Regions from separate parts of the Mus musculus genome. Here region 2 is linked to region 1. The links are chromatin loops, found by intact Hi-C in ENCODE. Cell type or tissue: left cerebral cortex. All regions are shown on one strand. Each heading gives the region's core, and the rest is flanking DNA. Links, peaks and the distances in the headings are about the cores only. Region 1 has its middle 60 kb from the start of 1700041M19Rik. Region 2 overlaps Usp25 (ubiquitin specific peptidase 25).

The links. Peaks named below come from ENCODE experiments on the same cell type or tissue, not always from the same donor. Only the 100,000 strongest peaks of a DNase experiment are listed, where the experiment ranks them.
Region 2: it touches region 1 in a loop (2.4-fold over the local background); 2 of 42 quality-filtered maps call a loop at or near these places.

What each region holds. Positions count from the first base shown.
Region 1 is chr16:76,944,663-76,957,238 of GRCm38, forward strand. No RefSeq gene overlaps it. Among named protein-coding and RNA genes, the nearest start is that of 1700041M19Rik, 60 kb to the right of the region's middle. In left cerebral cortex, for the core only: no CTCF peak of the experiment used is centred there; DNase peaks (open chromatin) are centred at 2,542 and 6,364; H3K27ac peaks cover 398 bases.
Region 2 is chr16:77,023,290-77,035,865 of GRCm38, forward strand. It overlaps Usp25 (ubiquitin specific peptidase 25), which reads left to right. Exons shown (of 24, transcript NM_013918.2): 2 at 10,614-10,691. Among named protein-coding and RNA genes, the nearest start is that of Usp25, 16 kb to the left of the region's middle. In left cerebral cortex, for the core only: a CTCF peak has its summit at 5,537; DNase peaks (open chromatin) are centred at 4,917, 5,243, 5,453, 5,665 and 4 more places; H3K4me3 peaks cover 611 bases; H3K27ac peaks cover 2,068 bases.

The sequences.
Region 1 (12,576 bases), core at 2,500-10,499:
TGGAGATAGAAATACTAATCAGGTTCTAGGCATGTAAAACCATGTGTGGCTGGAATCCATGTAAAACCCTCCTCAGGTTATGCACCCTGCAGTGCTGGCCAACCTCATGCCTCATAAGCAACAGCATGTCTGATAGCCCCATTAATTTCTTCCCTCCTTCAGAAAACTATTCCTGGGGAGGAGATTTTTAAAGGTGATTTCTGGCTCAGAGCATATCTGTGCTCAGTGTCTGAAGAGCATATCTCCAGCAATACAAGCTTACCTCTACCTCTGGAGGTCAACAACAGTCAATAGCAATAGCCTCTATGTTTTCTAAGTCTCTTGAGCAATTCTGACCACCAATTCAAAAGAAGGAAAAAATTCTCTGTGAACAAATACCCAACTTCTCAGACCTCCAGGGCCGCAAACAACCAGTATCTTTTAGCATCCCATCTCCTTCCACATCTTACTTGTACAAAATGTTCTACTTGAGAACTTAATGAAAAGAAAGAGAATTGCTTTTTTTAATATATTTTTAATTACGTATTTTCCTCAATTACATTTCCAATGCTATCCCAAAAGTCCCCCATATCCCCCCCACTCCCCTACCCACCCACTCCCACTTTTTGGCCCTGGCGTTCCCCTGTACTGGGCCATATAAAGTTTGCGTGTCCAATGGACCTCTCTTTCCAGTGATGGCTTACTAGGCCATCTTTTGATACATATGCAGCTAGAGTCAAGAGCTCCGGGGTACTGGTTAGTTCATACTGTTGTTGCACCTACAGGGTTGCAGATCTCTTTAGCTCCTTGGATACTTTCTCTAGCTCCTCCATTGGGGGCCCTGTGATCCATCCAATAGCTGACTGTGAGCATCCACTTATGTGTTTGCTAGGCCCCTGCCTAGTCTCACAAGAGACAGCTATATCAGGGTCCTTTCAGCAAACGCTTGCTAGTGTATGCAATGGTGTCATCGTTTGGAGGCTGATTATGGGATGGATCCCCGGATATGGCAGTCTCTAGATGGTCCATCCTTTTGTCTCAGCTCCAAACTTTGTCTCTGTAACTCCTTCCATGGGTGATTGTTTCCAATTCTAAGAAGGGGCAAAGTGTCCACACTTTGGTCTTCGTTAAAATATATTAAAAAAAAAAAAAGACATAACCTAAAAAAAAAAAGAAAGAAATAGAATTGCTTTCAGAAGTCCAAAAGTGTCCAGAGTGGAGTAAGGCTACTAAAAGTAAAAAAAAAAAATCCCATAAGCAAATGGATAAGACACACTCTCCTGAAAAATCTTCCAACCTCAAATGTAATCATAGCTTTCTGAGCCAGAAGTAAGAAACATAAAAGCCTGGGCCTCAGATGTAGTATCAATGTCTTTAATGAATGAATAATTTTGCAGAATTAGGGTGTATAGAAATAAATAGACAGATAATATAACTCAAATCTCCCCAAATTGTCTGATTGCTAATTATGAATGCAAGTAGCTGCCTGAAGATGCCAAAGGGCGTTGGGTTCCCCAAAACTGGAGTTACAAATGAGCCACCAATTTCAGTGCTGGAAACCAAAGATTTGAAAGATTCCCTTGCAAGAGCAATGCTTCCTTCCTTCCTTTCTTTTTTTTAGAGTGGCAGCTTCTGAGAGTTCTAAGGAGCTCTCAATGTGAACAGTTTGTGCATTGCATTTCCCCTGATCTTGTGTGTGTAGAGCCTGCTTTCTATACAGAGAATGGTAGGATCATTTAGCCCACTTAAAAGCATGCTTGGCTGGCAGTGGGCAGGGCGTGATCACAGGGGGTGGGTTTTCTGTTGGAGACTTAACCATGGCACTTGGGACATGTTGAGCTTTGGGTTTCTCCAAGGACAGTAACTTTCACCCATCAGCTGTGGAAATGGAGGAGCATTCAACCCCCCCACCCTTGGGCAATTTTGTCCCAAATTCATCTCAAGTATTGGATTTGAGGCTTTTGCATGGCTTTATGTCCCCACATTTGGACACGAAAAGATATGTAGGTGGATTTAACATTTTTTTTTAATTAGGGTCATTAGACTGCGGTACAGCTCAGTGTAACAGTGTTTGCCTGACGTTTGAACCAGCCTGAGTTCCCTTCCCAGCACAGCTAGACAAAAGACATAGATAAAAGGGGGGAAAGGTGTCTTATTAGGATTGCTTGGTATCCTAGTTATTTTCAAAATGTTTTCAAGATCTTCTTCAAAATACAATTCAATAGTATTTACAAAAATTGATAGAGAAAGTTCATAGACTCTTATTCCTGATCAGGACTGAAGAATAAGTTATTCCTCGGTATCTTTCCTGAAATGTGTTATTCCTTCCCCCACTGGGATCTTTCCTTTAGTATAAACTCTTTGTGGGAAACGAGGTAGGGACACCTTAAATAGTCCTCTGTGACTGATGTTGCGACGACTGTAATTTCAATGCTCACCGTCCCCTCCCTCAGACACTTGGCAGCATTTTCCTTCAGTGCTCAGACAACAGCACTTCATTTTTTTTTCCCCCTAATGTGTGCTGGCACACATTTGCCATTTCTGATGACATCATAAGTTCCAAAAAAGAAAAGATTGCGTTGTATAACTAGCTATATTTACTAAGGAAGAAGATGCTAGAAGAGGTAAAATAGGGTCCCAGCTGCCAGGAAGTCAGAACTTCCAGCCTTTTAGCTTCCCACAGAGCTCCTTCCAGATATGTCAATATTTTTAGATTTTGAGGGAGGGGGCAGGGTTGTTTCTGTATTTTGATGTGTCTGTGTGTGCATCTCTGTGTGTGTTGTGGGGTGTGTGTGTGTCTGATTCATTTGCCTGCTTATACCTATCTATTCAGAGGGCCAAGGACGATCAAGCATCTCTCTTTTATTGTTCTCCGCCTAATAATCTTAGAACAGAACCGCAAGAGACTTGATGGTGTTTTCAGCTAGGCTTGCAGCCAGCAAACCGCAGCGATCTTTCTGTCTCTCCTTCATCCGTCCCCAATATTATTTTGGTCACATGGGTGCTAGGACTCTAAACTTAAGAGTGGTAAGAGAACTGAGCCATCTCCTCCCCTAGAGTTGTGTGTGTGTGTGTGTGTGTAAAAAGATTCCTGAGCTCAAGAAAATCTCCAGTAAAGAAATGTAGAGGGTGGAGTGTATTTTTCTCTTTACATTTCATATGACCATGTCAATTACAAAACTTTATAAATGTTACAATACCAAATGGATAAGTGATAATGAATTAATACATTTGCTTGTGCCCTAATGCACTTTTAAACGAAGAAAAACTGTAATGGGTTATGGCATTGCCTTTTCTGTTTTCTGTATTTGTTCTCTAATTTAAAAAAAAATTAGTTAAAAGAACAAGTTTGAAGTTTAAGCACCATTAATTACGCAGACTTAGTAAAGTACTTCATGAAAACCGAAGTAAGCACTTACCAAAATAACAAATAATTCAATTTGCTGTTCCTACTTCTCCACTGAATTAACTTTTAGACACTAATCAAGCCACACAGTATTCACGTACAGTGCTACAACTGGGGCAAAGCAAGTGCTTCGGTATCTTTTTAGTGTGCAAGCATTATGCGTATTTTATCTCCTGTGTAACTAAGGGACATGTGTGTGTTAGCATCAAAGACAGAACTGCACTAAAGCAAACTCAAAAGGGAGGAAATGCTCCTTTGTGTGTGTGTGTGTGTGTGTGTGTGTGTGTGTGTGTGTGTGTGTGTACACGTAGCAGTCGAGTTACTTTCCAGAGTAACTTCTGTATATTTATAGTATGCGACAGTCATTAACAGACAGTAATTAAAGTGTGTCCATCTGAGGCGTGTACACATGTTATTACAAACTACTAATTAGCCATAGCAACTGTTGAGTACATAAACCAGATAATAAAACACTTCCTGTCCAGAGTAGTTTACCTCGATGCTGTTTAGCGATGCTGTTGTGTAGGGGAGAGAAAGTGCAAACTGTCTTCACACTAGGTTCTCCTGCTGTCTCTTGAACTCTCACTGCACTGTGCACTGTCAGCCTTCAGCCTTCAACCTAACCTTGTCCTTGTTTTCCACAGCCTCATGTTGACTGACAGTCTGAGACGATGTGGCCCGGAAGCACATCTCAGTTGTTCTGTTTGGTGTGGATACCTGGCAGAATTTACCTTTTCTAAGTACACAGAAGCTGTGTTTTATTCTACCTTAGTACATCACATTCAGAGGGTTTCTTTGCACTAAAATGATGAATGGATTTATAGTGTTTTGCCACTGATACCAGGGACAATTTGGTTTTGTTTTTAGGTTCTCAACTGTATATGAGATATTTATATACAAATATATTCAGAATAACAAAAATAAAAGATCCCTTCCCCTTTTCATTTGCTATGACAGCAACATAAAGCAGAGGAGAGAATTGCCACAGCAAACAACAGTTCTTATGCTGTTTAACCAAAATGATGCCGCACAGACCAGTTCCTTGAGCCGTGAGTATCTGCATTTTGGAGAGATGTTTTGGTATCTTTAAGCCTCGGTAGCATGGTTACTATAACAACATTTTCTCCTGTTGGGTTGTTTAAGGGATACGATTATACAATTCACATTGGGAGGATGTCTTCCTTTCTCTGAGAGACTGAGAAAGGCTTCAAATTTTCCAAGTGCCATTATTAAAATGGTAATAGTTAGAGAAATCTCGCAGAAGTCACATTTAATCACACCCATCCCTGTCTGCCACACTCAGAAGTTTTCTGCCTACACAAATACCACCAACTAGTTTGGGTTTCCTTCCATTCTTTGCTATCTTTTTTTTTGTATTGGATATTTTATTTACATTTCAAATGTTATCCCCTTCCCGATTTCACTCTCAGAACCACTCCCCTATCCCATCCCTACTCTCTCTATGAGGGTATGCCCCAACCCACCCATCCACTTCAGCTTCCCCACCCATGCATTTACACACTCTGGAGGATAGAGCCTTCACAGGACCAAGGGCTCTTCTCTCATTGATGCCTGACAAGGCCATCCTCTGCTACATATATGGCTCGAGCCATGTGCCCCTCCATGCGTTACTCCTTGGTTGGTTTTTTAGGCCGTGGGAGCTCTGGTTGGTTGATATTGTTGTTCTTCTTATGGGGTTGAAAACCCCTTCAGCTTTTTCAGTCCTTTCTCTAACTCCTCTATTGCCCCCCCCCATCCCCACTGTGATCATTTCAATGGTTGGCTGCGAGCATGCTCACTGGCATATTTCCAGTTTGCATGGTACACAGACTCTATGCTTGCCATTCTTGTGTGCAGTTTAGGAATATAAAACACCATTTTAAAAATAATGATTTAAAAATCTGACATAAGGGTTGGAGAATCGGCTCAAGTCAAAGACACAATGTATTTAATAACAATAATTTTTAAAAAGGCAAACCATGGGCCATCTGTGCGTTCAACGCTCAATGTGAGCAACTCTCAGCATGCAAGCATATCCTGGTGTTATAAAGACCTGGTATGATGGAAAACCTTTTCTGAGTCTCAGTGCTTTGGGAAGAGAGAACTCTGGACTGTCCGTGGCAGCACCCAGGCATCCCCATCACTGGGCAGTAAGCTTGCAGGAGATCATGAAAACACATGCCCTGTTTGATGGGAAACAGCCCTCTGTCTGACAATAAGTGGATGAAGCCTTTGCAAAAGCAAAAGGTTCCTCAAAGGCCTTCACCAATATGCTGAATGAGGCGCTGGCCTGTTTGCAGATGGTGACAGAAAACATTTTATCAGCTGCACAGGAACTTTCTATCATTTTTCCAGTTAGCTTTAAGTCAGGAAAAATTAATTAGGAAGTGGCAAATTTCCCGCAAGATTACTTTGTGTCACTTAAATTATGACACTATTTATTCATATCACTGGAAAAACAGCAATATTTCCATGTTTACTATATAATATATTTCCCTGATATTTTATATAGTCTAGACTTTGTTCTTAATAAAAAAGTACTTCTACTCATTGAACCTGCTAATCACTTATATTGAAGTAGCTGTATGTGTTGATTCCATTGCTAGTGAGTTTAACTTATGCCTTAGAATTCTATTATAAACGTTTTGTTTTTATGTATTTGTGAAGGAGATGTATTCCACTTATACCATTTGGGCTTTATTTGGTGAACTCTAGTGGTTCTCAATTAAAAACCAAACATTAATGATTGTCAACATCTCTGACTTGTTCTTACTCCCAGTTAAGACTGCAGACGTTGCAATTTCTCTGTGTATGTTTCTCTGTGTATGGCTCCCTCTGTGAAATAAGAAAATATTTAAAATCCATTTTCAGCTCATCTTCAAATTCCACTGATCTCATTCAGCTTCTGCTTGGGTGGGCAACGTGCCAGGTTCCAATACGATAATCTGCTGCGTTTCTCCTCTGCATTATAATTTCCTCTGCTTTGGCGAACTGTGTTCTATAAATTCCGTCGCACTTCACACACAGATCAAGTCGGCAGATTTAGACAGTCCTTCCCGTTCACACATCACAGCACACAAAATTCCATCAAATGTTTTTGCTATCTTTCTTATTTTGCAAATGAAAATATGTTCTGAAATATTCTTGCTGAAAGAAACAAGAAGGGATTCCATGGAATGTTTTTGATGTCACCTTGAAGAAATTGTCACACACCATCTGCTGGTTTATTGAGCATACAGTGTGTCAATGCTGATGAATGCTACTTTAATAAATGACACATATTGACAGCCACAAACCATATCCTAATGATCACATCCATGCCAAGATGCCTTGAAATACACCTGGCTTAAATTACACATGCGTCTTTCATATTTATCAAGTGACTAATGGTCTTGGTCATCTATTTTTGTTTGTTCAACTAGGTGTGGGTTTCAGTGCACCTGACAAGCCAGAAGGTTATGTCTCCTCTGTCTTCACAGTCCTTGTGTCCCCTACGGATTCTTTCTCGGTTGAAGATATGCAGGTTAACAAGACATTAGTTTAGTTACATGTCATGGATGATTTAGGAATGAAGCCTGCTGCTTTACTCCTGGATGGGCTGAAATGAATGTGGGGCAAGGGCGACAATAACTATGGCAAAGACAAGAAGGTTGTTCCATAAATAATAAAGACAAAGTGGAAAGTTTTAACAAAATTAATAAATGAGTCAAAGACTACAATCTCAGTTGGCGAATTGGCCTCTGGATGCATTCGCTGAGAGGCTGAAACATTCGATCAGATGCTGGATAGCCAGCACGTGGGTATTGTTTTACATTAATAGTCAGTTCCATAATGTTTATACTGCTACTGTCGGTGACATCACACATACACACCCACCACACACACATACACACAAAGACAGAATTAAGCTTAGAGAGAAAATTCTGTGGGCATAGGATTTTCCATGAAAGCATGCGGATCTGATATGTATCCTCAGAATCCATAGTAACATAACCAGAAGCATAGGCACACACCCATAGTCCTATAGCGAGCGCTAAGGCAGAGACAGGAGGATCCCTGGGGATTACAGACCAGTGAGTCTAGGCAAGCCAGTGAGGTCAATGTTCATTTATAGACTCTATCACAAAAAATAAAATGCAGAGGCTGGCTAGGTCGTTCATTAGCTGAGAGACCTGGGTTTCATTCCTACCACTCACCAAATCTTTGAAACCCATGGAAAATTATAACCCTCTGTAACTCCAGTTTCAGAATATCCAACAGAGCCCTCTGACCTCTGGGACTACCTAGCACACATGAGAGGCATATAAATACAAGCAAACAAATACTCATGCAAATACAATAAGAATAAATAAATCTTTTTAATAGATAAGGTGAAGTTATTGAGAAAAACACTGGCTATCAACCTGTGCCCCCTGCCCCCCGACACACAAAAATTTGAGTGGGAAAACATTACCATCTAGGTAACTTAAAAAGAAAAGGAATCAAAATCAAGAAACTTTTCCAAGAAAGTTTCCTAATGAATGAGCCTTAGGAAACTTAGGAGTTATTTCTCCTAGAGAGAAACAACTGTTTTTTGTTTGTTTGTTTTAACTACTCCTGCTAGCATCTCACAGTAACCAGGAAATTGTGTTAGCTCCATGCTGGATACTTGCTAGTCTCCATGCTAGACTCTTACCCATACATTGGAAGAGCTTATTTAAATCATGAAACTATTGTTAAAATAAAGGGGTATGATGGTTTCAGCTTCCAGACCTAGCAATATAGCAAGGGTCCTGGGACAACTGAGTACTGAACACTAGTCAGTCACATACAATATATTTACATCCAGTCTTCACAGTATACTGTGTACTAATAAAACCCAGTAGGCTAGGTAGTTCTCCCTATTTTTCAGATGAAGAAAGTTTCAACTTGTAGTTGTAGTGCAGCTAAGACTAAAGAAGAGATAAAGGTGATTCAATGGTACAAGCTGTCTTTGTCCTCTCCACTAACGGATCCTCTTCCACTAGAGACAGATAATGACAAAAGGCTATATGTTTCTTGGCCATCAAACATTTATACCACAGAGATGCACAATAGTTTAATACACACACACACATGACACAGATACACACACAATTGTTGCTAGGGAGTAACTATTTATATTCTTCCAAATTCACACACTGTCATATTGATCGCCAACATGACAACATGAGAAAATGGGGTCTCTGGGAATTATTTAGCTTGTGATGACAAAGCCTTCATGACTGAGATAATTTCCTAATAAAGAGGACCAGGATTGTAGAGCAAACTAGTTTGGCACTTTGGTCATGTAATAAACAAGGAAGACATTAAGCAAAGTGGCACTTCACCAAGCTGTGGATGAATGACTCAGCTGATGCATTTTGTCACAGCAGGGTGACCAGACTAAGATAACCATCCACAAAAAATAGCATATACCTATGTAATAATATCAAATGTTAAACACCCAAGAAGAAGTTCAGCATCAAAAATCTGGATATATTGGAAAATATTCGTACTTTATCACAGTCTTGCATGGCATCAGAAAGTTTGTAAGACACTGTACCATATTAATTCAATCTAGAAAATCCATAGATTTTATGTCAAAATTATGTAGTTGTACCTGAATGGTAGCATGTTGAGTGTCGTTCTTTGACATTTTTGCTCTTTTCCTGACTACCATTATGTTACTTAGGTTTTCTATTGCTGGGGCAGAACAACATGATCACAAACAAGCTGTGGAAGAAAGTGTTTTTCTGGCTTATGCGTCTGCATTATAGTTCATTGAAGGAGTCAAGAGAGGAACTCAAACACAAAAAGAACTTGGCAGCAGGAGCTTATGCTAAGGCCATGGAGAAGTGCTCCTTGTGAGCTTGCTCCTCATGTCTTGCTCAGACCGCTTTTTGATAAAACCCAGCCCAGGGATGGCCTGACCCTCCTCTTCCCTCATGACTCTAGTTTGTTTCCAGATAACATATAACTCTCCATCACAGGCATTATTTTACAGTTGTGAATGTACTTAGCATAGAGATGGGGTATGCCACAGTGCCCTTGTGGAAATTAGACAACTTCTGGGAATAATTTCTCTCGTCACTTGCACAATATAATGAGACCTGGGAATTGAACTCAGATCATTAGGCCATCTTGCTGTACCTACACGAGCAGGTTCTTACATAATCAACAGTGGGTGTGAACTCTGGATTTCCTGCCTCTAAAGTGTTGGCACTGCAGTTTGTCCAGCTGCAACTGTCACCACAGAATTGTCACCATGCCCAGCTCTGATTTTTTTAACTGTTTAAAAGGTACTGTTACAGTTAACAAAAAATAAAATCTTTTAAAAATATTAGAGCAGGAATTAAAAATATAGAAACACAGTAATGTGCATATAACACTGATAACCAGAGGAAATTATCAAAATAAAAACTATTTCAAGCTAAGCTTTCAAATGTGTGGTTCAGTCTGGGGACAAGAATTGGTGAATAAAGCTCCCCCAGACTGCAGACTAAGGTTTAGATCTTCAGAACTCAGTAAGAGCTCGTAGCTATGGCAGCTGCACTCAAGTAGGCAAAAAAGAGGAATCAGGGGAAGAAGCTAGCCAACTAGACTAGCGAGAAATGGTGAGCGTAGAGTACACACTAGATCCTGCCTAAGTGGAGAGCATTCAGAGAACATAGCCAACATCAGCCATACAGAGGGAGGGGGAGGGGGAGAAAGGGAGAGAGGGGAGAGGGGAGAGAGGGGAAAGGCAAAAAGAGGCAAACATGCATACTCAAATCTACACGTATTACACACACGGAAATAAGCAAAGACAATGTGTGGTTCAAAAGGGAATATATTCTCAACCTTCTTCCCATTTTTTCAGAACAAACTCTAGGGGATATTAAAACCTGGAAGTAGGAAAGAGCCAGAGGCTATTTCAAGTAGATTGCTTTCTAATTCCCTGCACCTCGCTCATATATGTTATTTTAAAAAGTCTTACTTAGGGTTGGAAAGGTAGTACTCAGTAGGCAAGGGTGCTTGCTGCTCTGACAGAGGAAATGAATTTAATAACTAGCGCACAGTGACTCACAATCCACCTCACAGCTGCCAGTAACTCCAGTTCCAGGGTCTCTCTCTCTCTCTCTCTCTCTCTCTCTCTCTCTCTCTCTCTCTCTCTGCCTCTGTCTCTCTCTGTCTCTCTCTGTCTCTGTCTCTCTCTGTCTCTCTCTCTCTTCTCCCTCCCCCTCTCAAGTGCGCACACACACCCAAAATAATAATAAATCTTTAAAAATTTGTATTTATAAACACACGTCCTCTAATAATTAACAAAACTAAAGCTTTGGATAAAATTAACCCTCAATCCCATTGCTTCATGTTTTAACTACTTATATACTCTGATTTCCTTAAGATACTTTAGTACAGTTAGTCAAATAATTCTCGCTGTATTTATGATTCTTTACTTCTTTGATAGAACATTAAAAGGAATTTCACTTTCACCGTTAATTGCAAGTTTAATAAGATTTGAGTACCTTGTACATCTTGTTACACATTTGAAAATAAGGTGCTACTTAAAGAAAAGAAGAAAAAGACACTCCAGGCACATCAAACTATCTAATTAGAGGGGAATAGTATTAGAACAGGACATGTGGAGGCTGCACCCACAAGCTCTTCCTTAAGTTTCAGAGCAGTAACGCAGTCTAAAATAGAGCATATAGAATGGGATTTCACTGAAGCGAGGAAGGCGGAATGATTATAAAAGCTTGTAGCTTTAAATAGAAAGAAAAAAAGAAGAATTGCAAACCTAAGTTTTAGAAAAGATAAAAATCTCGAATTTTCATCTAGCAGGACAGGAAAAGGATTTGAAAATTGTTATTTTTCTAAATCTTCTTTTTCCCTGAGCATGATGGTTAATTTTAATGGGCACCTTGACACAATCTAGAATTATCTGGTGTATGGGTCTCTGGCCATACCTGTAAGAGATTTTCTTGACTGTGTAATTTGAAAGGGGAGGATGCCCTCCCCAGATGTGATTGTACCCTGGTCCCCAGGCTGGAAGAAAAGCCGAGATGCGGTCGAGGAGCTTGCGTCTATCCCTGGTTGTCTTGAAGTGGTGGACATTATATGACAGACTTCTTCCAGCTCCAGATGGCGCGACGTCTTTGCCCTTCTAGACTGTAACCTGGAACTGTGGCCTAAAATAATAGCTTTCCCATCAAGTTGTTTGGGAGGGGGTATCTTATCACAGAAACTAAAAGAAAAACTAAGGCACTCAGTAATTGAGAATGTATTTGGTAAAAATGGGAAGAATGGATTTCAGTTTTTCTTTGTTTCCCCAAACCATTAAAGTTTCATCCTAAAAAGACCTTTAAAATCTGAGCAAATTTAATGATCAATAGTATTTCAATGAGAAATTGTTGATCATGCTTGGCTAGTGATTGAGGGTTTTTTTTTTTCCTAATTACTTGAATTTTGGTTTCACTTTTCAGATGAGATTATGCACTAAGGCAATACACCTAAAATACACCTAAATTTTAAAAAATCATAAGGTCCCTTTGTACAGAAAACAGACTCTAATATAATTCTCATTCAGTGGCAAACATATTTGAAAGAATCACCAACAAAAAATTCTTTGCCTAGGTTTCAAAATCATTTCATTCATCCATTTTCATTTTGAAGAAGAGTTGAAGTTTACTAGACATATTTCTAAAACAGATTTTACAGAGTTTAACAGAAATAGAGATGATTAAGTAAAAATTAAATGGACCCATGAGTTGGTATAGGCTTCTCAAATTTAACTTAATTGTTGAGTACTCCCCAACAAAACCCTAGATAACCATATAAATTTATGAAGGGTCCCCAGAAATAATTGTTGAGTTGCTAAGTTAATAGAATTCCAGAAATTCTAACTTACGAGGAACAGTTCAGTTGAAGGTACAGTATATATTTCCAGGAGGAACTTGAAGTAAAATCTGAATTCTAAATGTTAAAGTTTATTATTACATAAAAGTTCAACCATATACATTTAAAGCACAGAGGCTTATCTTTAATATTCAGAAATAATAACATGTAGAAGTGTAAGTTCTGAGTCAGATAATATTTTTAAAGTATAGCAACTCGCCATGAATTATGCCAGAGGGTATAATTAAGAAATTAATTATTTCCTTTGTGAGTGTCCTGGAAATTAGCAACCCTAGCTGTTGAACGACCTTGCAAAC
Region 2 (12,576 bases), core at 1,829-9,828, 78 kb after region 1:
CTGCCTGCCTCTGCCTCCCCAGTGGTGGGATTATAGACATGTGTTACCATGCCCTAGCACTGAGCCTTCTCATTAGCATCCTGAGCCTTTTTATTCTCTTTATAGTGAAAGTTCAAGGATTAAAGTTTCTAGGGGATTGTTGTTTTTCTCAATATGAATAACTGAGGAAGAAAACAGCAAAAAAGGTTCTTAGCTCTTTGATAGGAATTTGGTGAGCCTGTAAAGTGTGTGTGTGTGTGTGTGTGTGTGCGCGCGCGCGCGTGCGCATGTGTGTGTATTTCTGTTCATTACATTCCTAAAATTTAATCTTTCTGCTTCCTACTTTGTGGTTTCCATCTTAGAGACCTTTTGTATTTTACAGTTTAGGCCCACGGCTTCCAAGTCTCTATATTCAAAATGAACTTCACGCTACATCTTCAGCTCAGTTCTGGATTCCAGTTGGATGCCTGCTTTGTGCATAAGTATACAATTATCAGTCAGTGTCATGACTGCCTTCATTTCTTCCTCCTCTGTTTTATGCAGATGAAAAACGTGTAGTCTGTGGGGGTGTGAGCCCAAATGATAAGCCAAAGGCTAAGGGAAAATGGAGGAGACAGCACTCAGGGCTTGAAGTGGAGGGAACGTTATAAATATGTGAGAGAGCTCCATTGTTAGAGAGAAGAGCAAGGACAAAGAAACCTGAATTGATCTGATATTATTTGTTTACTACAAATAGCTGGACTAGAACTGTGGCAGAATAATGAACAAATATTCTGTCTTTTCTCTTGCTTTCTGGCACAGAGTCCTGAAAACTCTTTGAATTGACTTTTTTTTTTCTAACCTTAGGAAGATGACTCATGGTGCTTGAAGAGTCTGGATTGCTTCAGGATGGGAGTTGCCTGGGAAAAACTAACCAGTGTCACTCGAGGGTGGGACATTTGGTATATCACTGCAACCTCCAGGGAAGGACAGGAGGATGCAGGCTGAGTTCCGTCACTAGTGGTCAATGATTGCATTACCTGGTCCTTTATAAAGCTCAGCCCATGTCTATTTTGAATCGAGTGCCTAATAGTACTGTAGGAGAGTGCTCAACCTACATGGTTAGATTGTAACCTTCTGTTTGTTTTTGTTTGTTTGTTTGTTGAGACAGGGTTTCTCTGTGTAGCCCTGGCTGTCCTGTGACTCACTCTGTAGACCAGGCTGGCCTCAAACTCAGAAATCCTCCTGCCTCTCCCTCCCAAGTGCCGGGATTAAAGGCGTGCGCCACCACGCCCAGCAGATTGTAACCTTCTTAGATTGTGTTTCCCAGAGGCATTTGTTCTCTCAAGGGTAAATCTTCCCCTCCTAATTGTTTTGAGATCTATTTTCTTAGAAAATATATAACAATAGATTTTAATAATTAAAAAAACTGTCAGGAACATTTTCTAGTTAAGGGCCAACCAGGACAAAAAAAAAAGGAGAGAGAACACAAAAATTATAGTAAGGAAGGCTTTATATAATTCACCAAGAACAGATGTTTGATCAAGAGTAACTGAAGGAGGAGATAGGGCTCATGGAATGGGCCTGTAAGACCAGCTAAGCAGGGCGTGGGCCAGGAGCAGGACACCTGCCTGGGCTACAGATTCATTTGAAGATCAGCATAGGCAGCTTAGTGAGACCCTGTTGCAACACTGAAAAGAGATGCTGCGGAGAAGACTCACTGGCTAAGAGTATGGAGTGCTTTCAGGGGCGGCTTCAGTTCACAGCACCTCAAGTGCGGCTTAGAACTTCAGTCCCAGGAGATCCAGCACCCTCTGCTGTAGGCTGCAAAATGTTAGTGCAAATTTCTGGGTTGCAGCTTTTCTCTTAACCCAGATAGCTCCCAAATAATTGAAATGACTATTAGATTTATTTAACAGGTTTAAGGCACAACAACTGAGCAGTAGTAATCTATTTTATTTCTCCAAACTAATCTGGTTACCTCCCAGCCAAAATATTCGAGATACTTGCGTTTTAGTATCGATCTGGCTCTCTCTGTTCCAGGTGAATTCTCACAGTGTCTCCTGGACCTTCTCCTCCTCGGGGATCCCCACTTCCTGTGTCTCCCTCCTGCTCCCCTGGCTGGAATAGTCCAGCCCTATTCTCTCCTCTGCTCAGTCACTGACTGACAAGTTTCTTTATTGATAAGTCAGGGAGTAATTGGGAGCAAAGCTTACACAACACTGAGACAAGAGATTCTCAGAATAAGGATTGCAATGAGATGTTTGGTTTTTTTTGGGGGGGAGGGCATGGTGGTCATAGAAATCAGCCTTTGGATAATACAAGGATAATCTTTACACAGTGCACAGTAACATGCCTGTACATAGTTAGCCATTATGTCATTAATAGGACCAAAAGTTGGATTTGCTTTAAGGAATTGTTTTGTGACATTAAGCTGTGAGGAATTATGAGACCCTTTTAATTTGAAAGTTCTGCTTTGAAAATAGTGTTGGTTAGTTTTGATTTCAACTTGACATAATCTGTAATCACCCGGAAAGAGAGTTTCACTGAGAGTTGACCTGTTGGACATGTCTTTGGGGTGGTGATAATCTTTATTCCTTTGAGATGGGTGAGAAAGGTCCACACATTATGAGTCACAGAATTCCCTGTGTTTGGGCCTTGGACTGTGTACGAGGGGAGAAAGCATATCTATGCATCCATTTTCTCTCCCTCCTCCTGACTCTGGATGTGACCACCTCCCTGCTTCAAATGCCTACTCTTTTGACTTGCCCACCATAATAGAAGATAACCTGGACTTGTGAGCTAAAATAAGCTCCTTTCTCCTTAACTTGCTTTTGATGGGATATTTTCTCACAGGAAGAGGAAGAACAACTAGGGCAAGGGTTTTGATTAACAAATTGATTCTTCACTTTGTGTGTCCGTGTGTGAAGCCTAGACAATTATTATTGAGCTATCGTCCTGTGTTTCTACTTAATTTCCTGAGGCAGGTCTCTTACTGACTGCTCTTGGCTGGCTGGCTGGCTGGCCACCCCAGGGATTCTCCTCCCTGGCACTAGGTCCAGGTCCCTGCATCGCCTTTGTGGTGGGTACTTGACCACCAAGCTTAGGTCCTCATGCTTAGGTGGCAAGGATTAGGCCCTGAACCCTCTCTCAGTGTCCAAAGCATGTTTATTTCATTAGTATAAGGGACTTTACTTTTGCACTGAAAATTAATTATGAAAATGTAATGCAGAAATTAGAGATACAAGCCGGGCAGTGGTGGCACATAGCTTTTAATCCCAGCCCTGTAGAGACAGAGGCAGAGGCAGGCAGATCTCTTGATTTCGGGTCATCTTGGTCTACTGAGTTAAGTTCTAGTACAGCCAGGGCTACAAAGAGTAACCTGCCTCGAAAAACCAGAAACAAGAAAAACAAAACCAACCAACCAAAAAAAACCAAACCAAGCAAACAAAACAAAACAAAACAAACCAAGAAAACAACAATGAACCAAACACAGAAAGAAATTTGAAGTACATACATAACAGGAGAACTTTATTTACATCAGAACTAGCTAAATGCTTATTTTATTTAAACCACAGATATGGAAGGTAAAATATATGACTTGATTCTCCAAATTTTGTTTACCTATGTGTCTTCTAGAATGTAAGTACTCTAATTTAAAATCACAGTGTATACTAAAAGACTTTGCCAGTTTGGTTTTTAGAACTGAATATGAATGATGTTCCCATAGAAACCATGTTTGTTCCTGTAGGGTTCGTATTTGGCCTCAAAATGTACCTAAATTCCGTAGGAGTTTTGGTTCTAGCGCTGTGTAATAACAGTGACTGGGAGACTTGTACTGACAGTGCCGGCTTACGATTGTTTTATCTGTGGCCTAGTAGGGGTGGAGAGTTTCTGAAATGCTGTGGAGTATTGCAGATAGGACTGAGGGACTGGGTGACAGGTGCGGATAAGAATTCTTGGGTGAGAAGGATGGAAACTTACATTTATCTAGGACTAGCTATGTTCCTGACTTCTTGTTGGTGTTGGTGATTTCCTATAGGTCAACTCATCTCTTTTCTTGGTGTTTGTTTTATTTCTGCTGTTCCACAAGTGCTTCCCAGCCTACTGTCAGATTTCTGTGTGAAGGCATGGCTGAAGGGCTGCAGGAGACACAGCATTACCACCAGAATCCCATTATGGAGGTTTGCAGTTATCAGCAGATGCAGAATGCATTTGAAGAGGAGATGCACTCAGGTTCCGTACCCTAAAGTGGCAGAGTTGAGGGGTCTGTAGAGCAGAAGCTAGAAGCCTCCCACTCAGTGGCTGGCCTGTAATCTGAGGTTTGAGTCTTTATTCTCAGAAAACCTGAAGACTTGTTTTTTTCTACTGGTCATTTTAAAGTTTGCTGGCCGCAGCCACCTTTGAGGGGACACTGACCTGTGAGTTCCTTTTCTTTGTACCTGAATTTTCTTTATTTTGGAAACTGAGTTGACAAACGCAGTGGCTGACTAAAGAGTCACTCAAGTGTTAGTACAATCCCTTTCCTGCCATAGTCTGTATTGCTTTTTATCTTATCATTATCTTATCATTGAGTATTTCACGTGAGCATAACTAGTGAACATAATTAGTTTAAGCTCAGAGTCTTCATTTTTCACATCATTGCTAATGACTGAGGGGAGAAAGATCTGGAAAAGACAGTAGCTATTGAATTTCCAAGACCTGTTTTTATTCCTGTGTCTGCATCTGTTAATCTCTTGAAGAGACTTCAGGGAGCTTCCGTGAGAATAACTTCTTGGGGAAGAGAGCACATGCTAAGTTTATGAACCGGAGGCATTTAGAAACCAATATTTTGTCTAACAAGGGCACAGTGAACAATTTACCCACCCCCTCTGCCGCTAGCCATTCCCACTTTTGCATTCTCAGCAGTTATCTTGATGTTAACTAAGGTGTCTTTAAGTTACTGGGGAGCTGACTGGGGCCACCCTACTCTGCCTGCCTAGATGTGAGCAGTGAAGAGAGACTTTTCTAGTGATAATTGTCCCTAGCCCTTGAGTACCCAAGACCAGCATAGTCTACACTGGTAGACTATAAACCCTGAGAGCTAGCTAGGGCTTATTGAACCCAAAGGCTTTAAACCCAACGGGTTTTGTTTTGTTTTTTTTTTTTTTTCTTAATTTTAAAAATGCAGGTTGGAGGCTTGCAGTTCTGGTTTAGCCACGAGTGGCTCCAACATTTGACAGCTGCTGTAATCCTTCGTTTTCAGCTGCAGTGAGCGGAGCGAGCAGACACCAGAAGGCAGTTCCTGCCAGTGTGAGAACTCTCGGGTGGGCTGTGCATGGTGGGTCCTCAGGCCCCGAATAGGCTCCCGTTACAGCACCGAGACCTATGGTCTTGGGACCCTTGGATGTTGACTGCTGGTAGTGTTCCAGCCCTCGGGCTCCCGGTGTTGGGATTCTTGACTCCTAAAGCTTCCATGTCCTTGGAATCCCGCCAGTGAGCAGAGACTGCACTGCGGCTTGTCTTGGCCTCTTCTGCTCACTTAGTTTCTGTCCCTGGCTGCTCTCTGGAACTCTGCAGCCGACCTTCTCGTGCTGCCACCACATTGTGTTAGCGGCTCAAAGAGAACCACTGCCCTGAGAACTCCAGCCCTGTTAAGTGCTCTCAAGCCACACCAGCTGGTAGCAGCAGAGAGGGACTCACTCAGGAAGGCAGCCAGGAAGCCTACTTATTATCTGCTGGCCCTCTGTAGCAAGGTGTTCGCCCCACTCAGGATGCTGTGCTTCCTGCAAGTGCAAGTTGACATCTGTGTTAATCAAGCTGTCTGCTTACGATCCCTCCCTGGTTTGAATGAAAATGGCTCTGGGGTCAGTGCCTGAGTTAACAGAAGGCTTGTTTTGCAGAGAGTGCTGCTTTCTGAGGCTAGGGCAGACTGGGGTGCTCATACCTGGAGCAGGTCTGCAGCAGTGGCTGTATTGGTCACACTGCAGCTGTTGTCGTGTTCTCAGAGTAATCGTAAAACGCCCAGAAAAGCTGGGCTGCTGTGACACCATCTATCTGGTTTCTAAGAGCCAAGGCTTCTTGGCTGATGGTTCTTGAGACTGATAACCCTAAGGGAGGCTTCTGCCTTTCTGGTCTCTTCTCTGTAGTTTGACTCATTCAAAGAGCATCAAATGGATATTTACAGCAGAGATGTAACTAAGTAAAGCTTAACACAGAACTACGAGTCCTACAAGCATGTTCCAATCCATACTTAGTAATATTTAACCAGTGTCTATTGCCCTTCTCTTCTGGCCCCCGTATTCCATATAGGTAGGTTCCAGGGGTGATTCCACTTTTTTTCTGAAACATTAAGAAAAAAGCCTGGCATTCCCTAGTCTACTGGTGAGGTAAAGGATTTGTGCTGAAACCCACTTGCTTCCTTATCCTGGAACTGCTTGCTATATTTTGCAGTTGTAGAAAAGCAGGATGTCATTGTGCAGTGGAAATAAAGGACAGAGCTTGAAGGTGTGTGTGCATTTTGGCATCTTTGCTTATTGATTTTTGTGGCGTCCACAAACCACCAAATCTATTGAATTCTGTTTTGCTCTTTGGCCCGGCGGTGGGAACAAACAGAAGCCGCTATGTTCTGCTCTATAGCACCTAAGAAATCCATACAGAGGAGGCCACTGGGACTCAACAATAGGCTCCAGAAATAGGCAATTGGAGCGAGTCCACCTTGCATCTGAACTTGCTAGGGAAGCAGAGGTTCCTATGCAGGATGCTTGTAGTGAGGAGAAGAGTTTATCAGAGACAAATCTGGGAAGTGTGAAGTGTCTGAGTTACCTGCCTTGCTGCTTCATCAAAACATAAGGCAGGGGCTGGGGGGTTCTTTTGGCTCACAGCATTCAGAGGTTCAGTTCATCATGGCAGAGGAGGTCTGGTGACAAGGAGAGGAGTTGATTGGTCACATGTGTCCACAGTCAGATGCCCAGCTTCCTGTCTCGTTCTTAGATTTAGTCTAAGACCCTAACCCATGGAATGGTACCCACTGACCATTTAAGGTGAGTCTTTCCACCTCCTTTAAGTTAATCTGGAAAATATTTCGCTGACATCCCAGATTTAGTTTCCATGGTGATTCTAAAGCCAGTCAGGCTGACAGAAAAGATTAACTCTCACACGAAGGAAGGTCCAGGCCTTACCAGACAAACCAGGATCATGATCACTGCAGAAATATCAGCAATATGGACAGAGCTACAGAAGATGAGAGCACAGCTTGTGGGCTAATGACAAAGAGGACAGTGTTGCAACCAGGCGACTTCTCCTGGAGTTTTCTCTGTTGTATCCCCCACCCCCACCCCCCGATCTCTTCTCTATTTCTTGTCAGTTTAGCTAAGAACCTTGTCTGTAGCTTTTTTTCTCACCTCCTTCCCCTTTTCCAGTGTCCCCACCCCCTTATCTCCTCTTCACTCCCAGTCAAAATTTGTGAAAACATGAATCATGGTAGAACAGGGTTCTTTGGCAGTGTGTCAGACTGACTGCTCATTAAAAAAAAAAAAGAAAACACTGAACATTTATGATATACAGCAAAAGTCCTCTGCATGATTTCTCTGCATTTTTTAATGAACTCTGTGTCAGCCAACTAGTACCATAAAAATCACCTTAGTATTTGGTTGCATACCAAGACGGTGCTATCATGATCACTGATTTACAGGCAGGCTGAATGGCTCTTTTCTACGTCTGCCCCATTTGGCAGGGGGTGGGTGGCGGGTGGGCTTAAGTGGGCTCCCCGAATCTTCTAGTGAGGCATCTGTGGAACCATAAGGCACTTCCAACCCTCCAAATACATCCCATTTCTGCTTGTGTGTTGCCCTCGATCGTACCACTGTTGAACGTCTATCTTCTTTGCCATAGGGAAATAAGTCTTTAGAGGAAGGAAGGAAGGAAGGAGTACCACCAAGGTGTTTATGTACTGTTTGGGATGGGCCCTTCCTAGCATCTTTGTATTGCATTTGTTATTAAAATAAAAGCGCGTTTGCCTTGTTCATACTGCATCTAGGTTGATTTGCATAAAGTCATTTGAGGCACATTTTTCCTGGAATCAGTCTCCGGTGGGATGTTGGTCTTTATAATGTCCCATGCGTATTTGGTCATCTCGTTAACATTAATGTGTGACAGCCGCTTTCTTGGTTCAAGGACATGAACATTTCTACAAAATAATTAAATTTCCTTGGGATGTTCAATAATTTTTCTGAGATGCATGATTAAATAATTTGCCATTAAAAAAATAATGTAAATAAAATATTGAGGTTGTAGGCCCTGTACATTGCAAATAGGCTTGTGGCATTTTCTTAGCATGTTATAGTGACTAAACTAAGTTTTACATTATAGAAAAGAGTCCTGTATGTTTTTTAAAAATATATACTTAATTTCTAATCTTTGGTATTGATTCCACTGTCAGTTTTACTCCAGTTTTTCAAATACAAATCAATAGGAGAGGTTTAAAGAGAAATATGACTTTTCTTATTGCAACCTGTAGATTGTCCATTTGATGCTTTCATGAAACTTCTGTGTACTTCCTGGCCTTTACATACTTTTCTTTTGTATCTTAACATCTATTGTATTATTAGGTGCTGCCGTCTTGGTTCCTTAATAAGGTTTTTATGGGAATGAAGTTCTTAGATGGCGTGAGTAATCCACCATTGCCTAACAGTATCTGCTGTAGTGCTGCTTCTCTTTGCTGAGTTTTCTCTTTTCTTTGAAAGAATTCATACATCTCTGATTTCACTTTTATAATGGATTTTGCCTACCAGAAAATTATTTTCTGAACTCCTGAATGGGTGAGTGGCTTGACACTTTAATCTGCACAGACCTTAAGCAGAAGAAGTCTTTTTTTGTTTGTTTGTTTTGTTTTGTTTTGTTTTGTTTTGTTTTGTTTTTGACACAGGGTTTCTCTGTGTAGCCCTGGCTGTCCTGGAACTCACTCTCTAGACCAGGCTGGCCTTGAACTCAGAAATCCACCTGCCTCTGCCTCCCGAGTGCTGGGGTTAAAGTCATGTGCCACCACTGCTCGGCAAGCAGAAGAAGTCTTAAAGAACTTTTTAATGTCAGGCTGGGTTTTCTAGAACTCTTATGGGAAATTAGATTTGGAGATATTAATGCAAAGAACTTCCATGGCTTTTTTTTTTTTTTTTTAACGGAAGCATCTGAGAATCTCCTGTGGGTGGCGTACACTTTGACCACTCTGTCACTTAAACATTTCAAGGGTATTTTCTAAGGAAGATGATGTTCCCCTACTATAATCCAATTCAGGAACGTGACTAATATGTTGTCATCCACTGAGCAGCTTCCTTTGCTTCTCCAGTCACCTGCACTGACACTCTGCAGGGCACCCAGCCTCTCTTGTTGCGTTGTGGGGCAATACTTCTGGATTTCCCTTCTGGAAGAGACTCACCCTTTGTTTTTGGTGGTCTAGGCATCTTAATGATGACCGAACAACTCACTTGCTCTGGATGGCTTGCTTGAGGTTGTCTGGTCAGTCTTCAAGATTAAATTCAGGTTTTGTACTTGTGTCAAACCTGCACAGCTCCAGGCTGCAGTGTGTCAGCAGGTGCATGCTGCCATTTTTGTCTTGTCACCAGTCATAGTAACTTAGATGTCCTGGTTAAGGAGGGGGCTTGCTAGTTTCCAGTACAGAGCTAATTTTTCTCTTTATTCATTGTAGATTGAAATTTTGTAAATACTCCTTTTCTCAGCATACTCTCGACCAGTAGTTAATTAAGACTACCCGCAAATTCCCCTCAGATTTGGTAAAGGGGAAAGGAGAAACCATTTTGAAGTAATAAATCAAGAGACCCACGTTATTGTAGCAATGAGGCTTGCTTTCTGTCTTACTTTTTCTGTACTTTAGTTCATAGTGCTGTTCCACAGTTTGTGAGAATCAGGTTTTAAGAAATAAAATAGAAGGGCATGCAGTGGGAATTGCTGATTGAAGATCTTTGCAAGCACTGGTAGTAGAATCTTGTGCCGTCCAGGTTATGAAATTCCCTAGTCTCACACACTGTGGAGGGAAGTGACTGAAGTGGACCAAACCAGTTCTACTGAGGCTGTTTTATGGCAGTGAGGTTGGAGGATCAGGGGGTCTTCTTGTCATTGGCTGCATCCTTGGACCCTGAGATGTACTCGCTGGTTTCATAGGCAGCCTGTGACATACACGCACATCTCCTAACCATCCCAGGAGTGCGCCCAGCTCAAACAGGTTCAGATTCTTGCAGAGGCATGATCTGAGACGATGAAGACAGGTTGAAAACTGTGAGCTCGGAAGCTGCTTGGGAAACTCTGGAAGCTGGGAATGAAAAACGAGAGTCCAGGCGTGGTGGCACTCACCTCTAATCCCAGGTGGATGCCTGGGAGTTCAAGGTCTGCCCTGATCTTCACCGAGTTCCAGGTCAACCAGGGCTACATAGTAATGCCCTGTCTTAAAGAAGGCAGCTGTAGAGAAACGTCAGAGTTGCGGCAGGGCTCCCTGATATGTGGTGTCTTTCCTTGTTCAAAAGAGTGGTGTTTTTATTCTGTGTCTTCCAAGGCTTACCTCTTCTCTTCTCTCCTCTTTCTTTTTCTCTTTTTCTTAAAAAAGAAAAACAAAATAGGTTCATTGTTTCTACTGTAATAATTCTGATTTCTTCTCTGCCCTCTAGCACCAGCAGACATTTTTGAATCAGCTGAGAGAAATTACTGGGATTAATGACGCCCAGATACTCCAACAAGCCCTGAAGGTATGGCCTTAGCTTACAGCTTACATCTGCGGCGTACTTTTCTCTCTCTTGTGTACTGTATTAGTTAAACCATATATTTGTAGAGACGGGAAAGCAGTCTCTTATAAAGCGAGAGCCTCATTTTGTGTGTTGCAATTGTAAACAAGTAATTCCTGCTACCTTGGAGTGGTGTGTAGCCCCTCTATAGCAGATACTTTTTCTGCAGAATGGTAGGGCATAATTTCAGTGCTCATGAATAATGTTTTTCAACCATGATTTAGTATATGACTGCGGTTCAGTGTATGGGTTAAAATACAATGTGAAGAAGGAACACAAATTAGAGAAGCAATAGGGCCCACAGCTTACCTCTTTTTCTTTCTGAGACTGAGAAATATATATTGCTTTCACCTATCATGTTGCTCATGATAACTTCATTTAGTTAAGCATGCTGTAAGGATATTCCACCTCAAATTTCAGTAGCGTGTGCATCAAAGCCAACGTGCCATTTGGTTGTATCCTAGATACACTCTCATTTCCTTATGGAGCTGCTCAGATGAGTCAAATCCCGTGGCTAGCTCACAGGGAGAAGGATGAAGCCAATGAAGTGTATGCTTGAAATAGAACTGTAGTTTGAGCTCATTTGTATGGAACATTTTTATCACCTTAGTCACAGGCATAGATGGGAGCCTTTGTAACTCATCGATGAGAGAAAAAGTCAAAACGGTCCCTGATTCTGAGCTAGAGAGCTTTAATTTCCAGAGATAGTTTACGATTTTAAAGTTTTTGATGGTTATGAGCAAATATCACCAATGATAGCAACAACCTGCGTTTCAGTTCCTCATGTGGGTTTGTTCATTTAGTCTTATATTTCCAAGAGATAAATACTTCCATTTCCCCACTTTGAAAATGACGAAACCTAAACCGTTAAGTAACCCACTCCAAATCACACAGCGGCGTGTGGAGAGGCTGGAAACAGGAGCTACAGCAGCCATCGGCCGGTGCCTGACTAAGGCTGTGTCTGCTGCTCTGGTGGGAGCTGCTGCTTTGTCCTGTTTGCCAGAAGGATGCTGGCAGGAGTTTATACAGAGCTGTGCATCTTGTCATTGGAGGAAGCAGCACTGTGCAGTCCCTCAGTTCTTAGGAGCACGTCTTTCTTTCATTCTGATAAATACCTGACCAACCCACTCCTTTCCCAGGAGATCACCGAGGATGGAGGGTGGAGGGTGAGGGTGAGGGTGTAGCCCATCACTTGGCTATGTGCATTTGGAGGAGACCCCCTCCCTGTTTTACATTTGAGAAATATAGATCAATTAAGTCTTGTCCACATTCCTTAAGTGTAAGCGGTTTTTCTTCTTCACAAACTTACATTTCAAGTTAGGTGATAGAGTAAATAGGACATTTAAACCCCAACTGATAGCCTTTCTGATTTCTCAAGGGATTTAGTAATGAATTGATTCTCTTACCAAGAAGTCCCTTGTGTTGGGAACCACAGCTACTGACTTCATCACTGTAAGCTGAACATGCTACTAGCTACTTCCCTTAACCCTGCCCAAATACCTGACAAGTGGAACTTGGGATGGCTGGAGAAGTGGCTCAAGGCGATGAGCATTGGCTGCTCTTGCATAGGACTGCATTTTGGTTCCTAACACATTATTGGCTTTCTCCATCTCTACTGGGTCAGATCTCCTCTTCTGGCCTCTGCAGGCACTGCACTCCTGTACACATAAACACACATACACAGACACACACAGACACACACACACACACACACACACATAGCTTTTAAAAAGCCAAGAGAGGAGGGTGGATTCGTTTCGGCTCAGTTTCGGCTCAGTTTACGAGTGCTGTCTCGTGGTGGGGATTCACAGTGGCAGGAGCGTGAGGGTGCCTGCTCACACCTCAGCAG